Linked DNA regions of Homo sapiens: region 2 is linked to region 1. Evidence: chromatin contacts called from ENCODE Hi-C or POLR2A ChIA-PET data. All regions are on one chromosome and are shown on one strand. Each heading gives the region's core, a stretch centred on a gene start or an enhancer-like site at or near the end of the contact. The rest is flanking DNA. Distances are from core to core; before and after follow the strand shown. Region 1 overlaps RBM17 (RNA binding motif protein 17). Region 2 has its middle 33 kb from the start of LINC02656.

Region 1 (5,682 bases), core at 2,363-4,862:
AGAGGTGACAAGGTCTCTGCCACTGCTGCCCCCAGTGCCACACAACACTGTGCAGAGGAACCCTTGCCAAAGTCAGACGACAGACTCTTCACACAGCTTCTCTCCCACACTGCGGTGCCGGTCTGATCAGAGATCCCAAGCGCACAACCCTACTCAACCTGCAAGACAGGCTGGGAAAGCAAGTTTCTAGTCTCTTGCGGGGAGGAGGGAAACAAGGAAGTTCCCCACACAGAAAAAGGCGTTTCAGGCTGGGCTCGGTGGCTCACACCTGTAATCCCAGCACTTGGGGAGGCTGAGGCGGATCACGGGTCAGGAGATCAAGACCATCCTGGCTAACACGGAGAAACCCCGTCTCTATTAAAAATACAAAAAATTAGCCGGGCGTGGTGGCGGGCGCCTGTAGTCCCAGCTACTTGGGAGGCTGAGGCAGAAGAATGGCGTGAACCCAGAAGGCGGAGGTTGCAGTGAGCCCAGATCATGCCACTGCACTCCAGCCTGGGCGACAGAGCAAGACTCCGTCTCAAAAAAAAAAGAAAAAAAAAGAAAAAGGGGTTTCAAAAACTCACAGATGGGCCACCAAGAATGACAAACGTCTATTACACGGAAACTTGCCAGTTACATTGTAGCTTACATAATTTTTAATTTTTATTGAAATTTAAAATTTTTATATTAGCTTAAATGTTAATATTGAAAATTAATTTCAAATTTCTCAAGTACTAACTTGCAGGAGATTTAGAAATTATTCGACTATCAGAAATTCATTATAAATAAAGCACTAACTGATTAACACAGTTATTTTAAAAATAAAAGACTGGGGAGAAAGGCACACACCAAGCTGTCCTCATGCGAACGGAAATCAAGTAGTATGAGTTGGTTGCAACTCTCTGGTTGCTGACCATGAGAATGTTAGGAAAAGCCACCCATTTAGGTGCAAACAATGTTTTACAAAGCATAACAACAATAAATGCATGCATGAAAGGTGGGTTGGAACCATTAGTTTCTAAAATTAAACAAGCACACTCCGGTACTTGTAAGCACAAACATGGTTTCCACTTGAGGAATGGTATGCCTAATTCCATAGATAACTGAAGTTCCAGGGCTGCTTTTGATTCTGTCTTCCACAATGTTCAATTATGTAATTTACCTCACATTCCTTAACCCCAACTTACTTTACAGAACAGGTGCACTTTTATCATAAAACTCAATTTTATTCAATAAAATAATACCACAAAAGATAAAATGTTATTCTTTTATTTATGTTAAATAAAAACATGAGAAAATCCTTTTTTAAAAAGGGTCAGAATATTCCTTATGTCTCCAAACCAAGTCCATGGATGCAAAGAAATGCTGAGTTCTTGATACACTTTCATGTCATAATAACCAAAGGAGACAGCACGGGCTCGAGTCTTTCAGCTGCCGCTTAGGAAAGTCACATGCAGTATTTGGGAAAGCAAGGAACAGAACACAGGCATGAGTATTTTCTGGAAATACCTCCTGCCCTGGCAATGAACCTCAGTACCAAATATTTTTGTTTTCTTTTTTGTGGTCCTGATAAATTTTTAAGCCACACATCCTACTGAACTTCAATGATACAATTTCTCACAATTCCAGAATTCTATTGGCAGTACAGTTTACTTGGCCAACGTGGATAATCTTATAAATTTTAAAATTACATACAATAGAACACTATTGCAAATTTTGCCAGTAGAAACATGACCCCAAGGAACTGCCATTTCCAAAACATAACTGGGCACACATTTACAATGCACCTGCTAGGTTTTGAATTCATTTGTCATTTCTGATCTACCCTTAAGACTATGCTTGAATCTCTGAAAACAAATGCTAGATTCATGATTTCTATACCCACATACTCCATAAATCCATCACAAACCCTACAGTCTGATTTAGCCTACGGCAAATGATTCATCCAATAGGCCATGGTATGTTCACAATTCTTCAATCTTATTCAGGTTGTAAAGACGTTTTTCTACGACTGGAGTCACTAAGAATTTCTCTGTTAGAGAAAGCATCATTTTCACCTTTGGCACACTGCCAAGATGATACTTTACTACAGAATTTATGAAACTACAATTTAGTAACTTGCAGGCTTTATTAAAAGAAAAAGAAAAACAAAGAATAATTTAATATAACCCCATGTCCCAAAACTTTCTAGTTTTTTTTTTTTTTTTTTTTTTAGTGCAAGAAATGCTGCATCATTGAAGCACTTGAGAATTACCATGAAATCTAACAAAAAATGTCATCAACTCAGGAGTAATAATAAAAAAGAGAAACAACCAGAGAGGCACACAGATTGTTGTTTTTTTAAAAGGATTTTTATACTATATTAAAAAACCACAAAATAAAAAAGGGATCAATCAACATATATCTTAGAAGTCCTTCCAAGAGTCTTGGTATGCAACAGCCATGGAGGCTGTGACCTTTTTCCTTCTTTTCTCAGCCTGCAGTTCATTTAAGGATCACCGGAGATGACTCGTGCTCTAGTTCTTAAAATCAAACTTGTTCTGCCAAATCCAAGACCCTGAATTTGTCCAAATTGTAGAAACATGCTTTTACCACCCGTCCACCAAAATACCTCCCATTCAAGTCAACAACCGCTGAAAGGCAAACAAAAGACAGTTAATACAGGTATCCTATAAGATAAAGGTTTAACTTTAATTAAACAGTAACTTTACTTGTAAAGATTAAGGCTGTAAATTCAACTTTTTTATTCTTTAATATTTAGCTGTACCACTAACCTTTAATTGCTGATTCAACTCTCTCAAATTCTAAAAATATCCGTACTGCTTCATCATCAGGGGCACCAGGAATCTGGAAGAAAATGAGAGCGTGATGAGTAAAGGCATTTGAGATTGCATTGAATGAGTTTTCTCTTTTAAATGATTTCTCAGAGTGGATATTCTAATTATCATCATATACAGTCAAGTAGTTGTCAAATACCAAGGAAATAAGTATAATTTGTTCATCATCAAAAACGTACTGAATGCCTGTTTTTATGACAGGCATTGTTAGGTGCCAGGAACACAGGGCTAGGCAGTCTCTGACCTCATAAAGGCCCTGTGCCAGCTGATGACGTAAACAAATAATTATGTGGTCAACAAACAGCAACAGGATAAAGAAACAGAGGAAGCAGAGCTTTCAGATTAAAAAGGCTGGTGCCCTAGTGGCCTTTCACATCAGGTCTCATTTTGACTAGCTCTGTCTAGCTTTCCTAGCCCTCTGTAATTCCACCCACCTAAGCACTTCTGCTAATCCCCAACAGGCCCATCCATTCCATTTTGGTAGTCCTGATCTTCACTGTCTCCTACGAGCCATTATCCCAATCAGAATACCCTTCCCTGCAAATCCCACCTGTTCGTTTCAAAGCGCAGCCCATATCTGCTATTGCTCACAAGGCAGTCTATTTTTTCACTGATCTAATCCTTTTCTCAACTCCTGAACTTAGTCAATACTACCTAGTCTAGTAACTGAATATCTTTCAGTTATTTTATGTGTTTCTTCAACTGAACACACCACTGAGAGTACAGAGCATGCTTCCTGTAATCCAAGTGCTCTCCGCACAGTGCAGTGCATGTGAGAGGCACTAAATACTCACCAAATGACTGAAACCAAAGGCATGTCTAAGGAACTAAACTACTGAGCACGCTAGAATCAAGGTCTTCAGTCATCATACTGATCCTCAATCATGAAGCATTCCTGTTTCTTCATCAAATAAAACTTGAAATCATTGTCTTTATGTTTAAAACTGTAATAATTGAGCAAGAGAAGTACAAATAACCAACGCCTGTCACCTTCTGCAGTAAGAATGTTACTTATAGCATACCCTGTCCTGTTTGTAGAAAATGTTTTGTAATGTGCCAATTACAACTTGTGTTATAAACATCAAAAGAAAACACTCTTACTTCAAATATCACACATTTTCCAACTTTGCCATATTTTTCACATTCTTCCTTGGTTTCAACTTCCAAGTCTTCATCCACCTCTCCCGCACCAACCATGTTCTTTAAACACAAAAATAAACAAATTCAAGTACCAAGTATAACTTACAAACACCTAGCAGAGGTATATAAATATGACTTAGTGATGGTAAATGTTCTCAATCCCAAACGACATAATGAAAAATTTCATCCCCAAAGTACCCAAAAGTTAGTATTTCTTAAAACACTAAAACATATATTAAGCCTGTAAAGAGTTACAAAAGCATCTATGCAAGCACCAAAATGTATAAACTATCTGAAGCTCTAGCAATTTCAAATATTTAATTACTCACTGCAGTCTTAAACACTGTACTTAGCAAAGAGACTTACACATTAGTGAAAAATCTAAAATCAGCCTTACGTGGGATCTGCCCAAAGTATTATTTGCAAAAGTATCATTTTCAGTTTTAACTTTTAGGGGGAGCAGGGTAGGCTGGGGTGACACACACAAATCTAGGCAGGCAGAGAGCTTGCTTTCCTCAGCTTCTTACCCTTAGTAAGACCACTTTAGTAGGACACTTAAGTATTTCAGTCAGCGGATTTGAATCTGACTTCTTGGATGCATCTGTATCAAAACATACCATTAGATGTGTTACAGAACTGAGCAGCATATCATTAGATGTGTTACAGAACTGAGTCCTACTTACAATAATTAATTTAATTTCAATAGCGATCCCCACCATTTATGTCCTAGGCATCTACACAATTGGTCTCTGAGCGAAAACACAGCCTTATCTGCAATAAAAGCCTCTGCTTTGCTTTGGCATGTTTTTACAATAGCATCTGGATGTTTTGAGCCTCCACCATTACTTGCAATTTTTGCTCATCTCACTTCCCAAAGGGCTGACAGGGCATGTGAGTGATAATTCCTATAGGTGAGTTGACTTGGAGCAAACGTTCAAGGTCACGGGCCCAGGGGAATATGCAGTTACTAATCCAGCCACCGGCTGCCTTACTTCAGATAACCTCACAAGTCGGGACAACTGTTGGTTTCTGGCACTCACCTGTCAGGCTCGTGATGTATCCTAAGCTGTGCATGAACGGGGCTGCCAGAAAAGTTTTCTTCTTTCTTTAGCAAAGGAAGTTCAGCTAGGCTGACTCAAACTTAATTCCCTGATTAAAATGCTAACATATGTTTGTCTCTTTCCTGAATTCCCTCAACACAGAACAGACTGTAAAAATTAAATGAAAATAAAACACCAACTAGGCATCATTTACCAAGAGACTGCAACATAACATCAGATCTCGCAAAGCAAACAATCTGTAAGAGAATCAGAAATCACATCTATACTGAAAGGGCAAAAGGGAAAAGTAGAGACGACCTCTGAGATGGAGATAGCAGGTATATTCACTGCCACACTATATGGCTCTGTCCTTCATGCTCTAAACACATAACCAAGATTTCTTCCTGAGGACTACTCATTTTCTGCCCAAGTCTCTCACCATCTTTTCCTCCACAAGCCTTCATCTCTCTACGTCTGTTCTGAAAAAATAAAGATGAGCCTCAGGATTCCTGGTTTCACAAAACGGAAGTGGCAGTGCATCATATGAACAGGACGGCCTGTGTTCTAGTGATGGCAGGGCCAGCCCTCTCCCTCTGGCCACACGCCTCATTGTCCCCCTGCTGACACATGAGGATCAAGACTGGCCATGTCTGATATGGATGGGGCCAGTCCTTTCCCTCTAG
Region 2 (5,682 bases), core at 2,369-4,868, 270 kb before region 1:
CACAAAATATTTGCCCAGCAACTGCAACCTTCATTGGATATGACAATTCACTGGACTCCTTATGAGGCTTGGCATTAAAAATATGGAAATAAATTGGTGAATTGAGAAGAAAAGGAGGCCAAAGCAAACACATAAAAACAGATACCTCCATGATAAGGAAAACCAAGGTATTTAAATCTCCTATGACCACGTCAAAAGAAACCAGGTGAAGCATGTGCATAGCTTTCTATGTGCAGCTTTACAACCAGCCCCTAATGACCTGTCCTCCCTTGAGAACAAAGCCTGAGGCAAATCTTCGCAGCTCCTGCTTTGTGAGGAGATGGGTGCAATCCCGGGGCAGCAAGAGTGAGGGCAGGAAGCAAAGCGGGAGTGGGGAAAGCAGATGCAAGGGATGTGCTGCCAGCTGCTCATGGCCTCAGAAGACACAGCTGGCTGTCCAGGTATATGGGACGTTCAGGGGCAGGCCAAAGGCATCACCATACCTGGAGCAATGTGAGTGTGAGTGGGAGGAGGAGGGAGGTGGGCAGGGAAGGGAGAAAAATTCACAACTGCCACCACCTCCTGTCTCAATGGTCAAACCTCCTTGTGTGGGGCATGAAGCCCCCTCCTGCCCACACCTCCTTCAGGCTGTCTTCACCCTGTACAGGTACGTGAACTCACCTGCACTTCCTGGTCAAGGCCCCAGGCCCTGTACTTTGCAGCTGTGCGCTCAGATCCACACTTCACCTGAGTCGGGATGTGGTGGGAGCAGCCCAGACCACATGAGACCACAAGGCCAGGACTAGGGAGTAGGTGCCAGGCTGCTGTGGTTCTCAGCCCTGAGCCAGATACAGGGCACCTGGGGGCAGGCAGGTGGGGCCAGGTGAATGAATGTGGGAGGCAGATGCAGACATTTGGCCCAATATAACCCCTCTTAGTAAAGTGACCTGAGGTTTACATTCTTACAGTTCAAGAGCCTAACTCTTGAAAATTCACATTGAATTATTCTCACCCTCATCATGCCTCCTCATCTCCCAGTGCCAGCTACAACCACTTCCAAAATCAGCTCTAGTCGAAACATCACTTCACACATTCAGACTCAAGTTATCCTATTACGGCACCCCCACCAACACCATAGCCTTCATACATCTGTAGGCCAACATTTCCCTATCCAAAAACCATGTGCTCCATTCAGAGGCAAAGCATTCTCAGACTGCATGCCCCAAGAATTGTATCTGGAAAATATAATTGCAATGGTCACAGCACTATGGTATGCCAAGGCAGGTGGTTCCTGGCCTGTTCCCAAAGCTTTACATGCTTGTGGGGAGAGGTTCACAAAGACTTTATAATGCTTTTTGCTTTGAAATACCTCAACGTGCACAGGCTGGGCAATGCTATGTAAAGTTTGATATGTTTCATTGCATAAAGTTACATGAGGATTTGGATATTAGGGAGGCTGTGGGTACTTGGGGGAAAGGTAGACCAGAAGTCAGGATTGTTGGCTCCTTGTAGTCCCTGCTCAGACACTAACCTCACGTGACGTGGGGCGTACAGATGTCAACTGTGGCAAAAAAAAAAAAAAAAAAAAAAAAGGAGAGACGGAAAAAGCCTAGGAACAGTCCACAAAGCCTTAATGCTGCTGAGCCGCTGGCTGTTATTCTTCCGACATCACAGCATACAAGTGCTGCAGTCCCCCATCATTTCCCACAGGCCTCAAAACCTTCTGGGGAGCTGCAAAACACAGATGCCTGGACCTTCCACACAGAAATCTCTTCGTGGAGAAGGCAGCCAGATTCTAGTGTGATCTGAGGGACTCCACATCCAAAGGCTCCACAGGTCCCAAACATCTTCCTAGGCCAGAGTCATCATTCCTGATATGCCAGCCACTTTTGTCACTGCACAAGTAGCCATGCTCTCTTTTGAGTTAAGACATTATGTTTTGTTTTTGTTTTGTTTTGTTTTTGAGGCAGGGTCTCACTCTGTCACCCAGGCTGGAGTGCAGTGGTGCAAACACAGCTCAAGGTAGCCTCAACCCCCTTAAGCCTCCCACCTCAGCCTCCCAAGTAGCTGGGACCACAGGCAGGCACCACCACACCTGACTAATTTTTACATTTTTTGTAGAGACAACGGCTTGCTATGTTACCTAGGCTAGTCTTAAACTCCTGGACTCAAGCAACCCTCCCCCATCAGCCTCCCAAGGTGCCAGGATTACAGGCATGAGCCACCGTGGTCAGCCTATTATGTTATTTTTTCAAAGGTGCTCTATTCAGTTAGCTAACACCACAGCAAGGATCCATCTAACTGTTTAGTTAAGGACAACCCAGAGCAGGGCCTGAGGCCACAGGACAGAGAAGTCAAGTTTTGATGGGGAAAGCCATTTGGGCCATCTTCCCGATAGGGCTGTCTGTGGTGCCATAGATACGGCAGGATGGCATCGGGCATCTGGAAAGGAGTGGGGAGGCCCTGGAAGCTGGCCTCGAGGGACACAAGAACAAACTTTGTGAACTTTCCCAAATGTGCCCAGGCAATCTCAGTCCCATGGTTACATTTTGACTCCCACAACGAATGCGAAGCCTTGGAGAATGAATGGGTTTTGTTTGGATTTTCTGAGAAGCATCTTAATTCAAGACCTTTTGCCTGAGTGAGTCAGAGGCAGGAAAGCCTCCAGTCCCACACCAGCTGGTACTTTTCCATTGCCTCCTCCTGGATTATATAACACAGCACATTTTTAGAAACTTGGTTCTAGTTGTAGACTTCTGAGCTAAAATTTCAGCTTCCCAGTCCTCACACTGTCACTTTTTCAAGAGAGGAGATATTCGTGGTTTTGAGCAATGGAGAGACGCTGGAGAATAATATACTCATTATATGGAAAAGGAATACAGAGTTCCATGCAGTCATCTCAAAATATTTCCCTCCCACACCTGTGTTTATATAGGGACATGATAAGAGACCCCGAAACTGACTGTTTCATCTTGTTGCACCTGGGAGAGTGCCTCTGCTGGGATACTTTGAGTGTACAGTCACATGTGGAGGTAGTGTATTAGCTAAATTCATACTAACATGTAATCGATTGATATAGCATCCAGAGAAGCATTCTGTGGCAAGGAAGTTTCATGGGGCCATCTTGAGAAAACTGAGCCCCTGAAATAAGCAGAGGCTGGAGCAAGAGGAGGGAAATGTGTCGACAGAGATGGAGGGAAGAGCTTGTGGTAAAAAGGAAACTGAGGTGTAGACCATTTCCACAACAGTCAAGTCCATGTTGCAAGATGACCGATTACAAGGACCAGATTCCAGGTCTCTCACTTCTCACCTCCCTTCTTAAAATACCCAGCCTCACCTTCCGTAAACCGTTTGTCCAAAACAGCTCCTTGTCCCAAGGACCAAGTTTGACCAAATCCTCTCCTATTTAAGTAGAAGCAGAAAAGCACCAGCCCGATGCCAACCTGTCTTCTTCAGCAGCATTTCGGGCAAATCCATTTGCACAGTGAGTGGCGTTTCTTGTTTTGATGTCTACTTAGCCCCCAAAGACACGAAAGCTTAGTCACAGCCCAAAACATGGGACCAAAGCCAAACAGGAATCGAAAGAATCAAAGACAAAGCAAAAGCATGCCAGCTGCAGCTGTTAAGTCTTCTCCGCCAGCCCCATGTCTGGTTTCCTTCCCTTTCATGCCCACAAACACTGACATTTGTGTACATGCCATTCCCGAGGGCCTTCAGATTTAAAACACACACACACCCATCATTTTCAGCTGCACTTCAGAGAAGTGTCTCATAAACTATGCAGAGAGCTACAGCTTAATTCTGGCTTAATATGTTTCTAGACACCTGATTTTTTTGCTGCAATGGCCATTGTATTGCCTTGTATAGCCTTTCTCCAGGTGAATGGGACATCCCTGTCCCACAATTTCTGTTGGAGTTGCATTTTAGATGAATGTCGACAGTAGACCCAGAGAAGTAAACTAGTGGAGGAGTGGAAAGGTCTTGATATAGAAGTCCTCAGATCCCTGCCCCTGTTTCCACAATGAAGGCAGCTATGTATTTAACACTTGTCCAGCATCTACTTGGGTAACATGGCTTTCCTTGGGGTGCCCTCTCTGCTTTATGGTTTACAGGACAATCACAGTTATCCACCTCCAAAGAATTGTCCATCAAGTCAGTCCATGGAGAGACATGGTGATATGGTTTGGCTGTGTCCCCACCCAAATCTCATCTTGAATTCCCACGTGTTGTGGGAGGGACCTGGTGGGAGGTAACTGAGTTATGGGGGCGGGTCTTTCCCGTGCTGTTCTTGTGATGGTGAATTAGTCTCATGAGATCTGATGGTTTTATAAAGAGGCATGTTCCTGCACAATCTCTCTCTGTTTGCCTGCCACCATCCATGTAAGATGTGACTTGCTCCTCCTTGCCTTCTGCCACGATTGTGAGGCCTCTCCAGCCATGTGGAACTATAAGTCCATTAAACCTCTTTTTTTTCCCCAGTCTCAGATATGGCTTTATCAGTAGCATGAAAACAGACTAATGCAGTAAATTGGTACCAGTAGAGTGGGGCACTGCTGAAAAGATACACAAAAATGTGGAACTGGGTAACAGGCAGAGGTTGGAACAGTTTGGAGGACTCAGAGGAAGACAGAAAAATGTGGGACAGTTTGGAACTTCCTAGAGACTTGCTGAATGGCTTTTACCAAAATGCTGATAATGATATGGACAGTGAAATCCAGGCTGAGGTGGTCTCAGATGGAGATGAGGAACTTGTTGGGAATTGGAACAAAGGTAACTCTTGTTACGTTTTAGCAAAGAGACTGACAGCATTTTGCCCCAGCCCTAGAGATTTGTGGAACTTTGAACTTGAGAGAGATGATTTAGGGTATCTGGTGGAAGATTTCTATTTCTAGGCAGCAAAGCATTCAAGAGGTGACTTGGATGCTGTTAAAGGCATTCAATTTTAAAAGGGAAACAGATCATTAAAGTTTGTAAAATTTTCAGGCTGACAATGTGATAGAAACAAAAATCCCATTCTCTGAGGAGAAATTAAAGCTGGCTGCAGAAATTTGCATTAGTAATGAAGATCTGAATGTTAATCACCAGGACAATGGGGAAAATGTCTCCAGGGCATGTCAGAGACCTTTGCGGCAGCCCCTCCCATCACAGGCCTGGAGGTTTAGGAGGAAAAAATGGTTTCGTGGGCTAGGCCCAGGGTCTCTCTGCTGTGCGCAGTCTAGGAACTTGGTGCCCTGAGTCCCAGCCACTCCACCCATAACTAAAAGGGGCCAAGGTACAGCTCAGGCTGTTGTTTCAGAGGGTGGAAGCCCCAAGCCTTGGCAGCTTCCACGTGGTGTTGAGCCTGCAGGTGCACAGAAGTCAAGAATTAAGTCGACTCTACCTAGATTTCAGAGGATGTATGGAAATGCCTGGATGCCCAAGCAGAAGTTTGCTGCAGGGGTGGGGCCCTCATTGAAAACCTCTGCTAGGGCAGTGCAGAAGGGAAATGTGGGGTCAGAGTCTCCACACAGAGTCCCTACTGGGGCACTGCCTAGTGGAGCTGTGAGAAGGCCACTGTCCTCCAGACCCCAGAATGGTAGATCCACCAACAGCTTGCACCATGTGCCTTGAAAAGCCACAGACACTCAACACCAGCACATGAAAGCAGCCAGGAGGGAGGCTGTACTCTGCAAAGCTATGGAGATGGAGCTGCCTAAGACCATG

Evidence for each region. A loop is a pair of places that touch in the nucleus more often than their neighbours do. ChIA-PET counts read pairs that join two places held with the same protein, here RNA polymerase II (POLR2A). Pooled maps may share reads with other maps.
Region 2: a map of mesothelial cell of epicardium shows a loop between it and region 1 (8-fold over the local background). The contact joins two enhancer-like sites. A Hi-C loop is called at or near these places in 17 of 168 maps with a recorded cell type or tissue (GM11168, GM12878, GM13977 and 12 more) and 4 of 50 pooled maps. POLR2A ChIA-PET finds 5 or more read pairs at or near these places in 2 of 52 experiments (activated CD4-positive, alpha-beta T cell and common myeloid progenitor, CD34-positive).

Annotation. Positions count from the first base shown.
Region 1 is chr10:6,112,386-6,118,067 of GRCh38, reverse strand. RBM17 (RNA binding motif protein 17) reads right to left here. Exons shown (of 12, transcript NM_032905.5): 9 at 4,487-4,560; 10 at 3,921-4,019; 11 at 2,757-2,829; 12 at 621-2,615. The coding sequence ends at 2,512. Among named protein-coding and RNA genes, the nearest start is that of RBM17, 26 kb to the right of the region's middle. RefSeq lists a silencer at 1,976-2,176. Within about 2 kb of position 3,612, at least 8 of the 41 ENCODE cell types and tissues checked have a DNase peak (open chromatin) inside an H3K27ac peak, as active enhancers do.
Region 2 is chr10:6,380,167-6,385,848 of GRCh38, reverse strand. No RefSeq gene overlaps it. Among named protein-coding and RNA genes, the nearest start is that of LINC02656, 33 kb to the right of the region's middle. Within about 2 kb of position 3,618, at least 7 of the 41 ENCODE cell types and tissues checked have a DNase peak (open chromatin) inside an H3K27ac peak, as active enhancers do.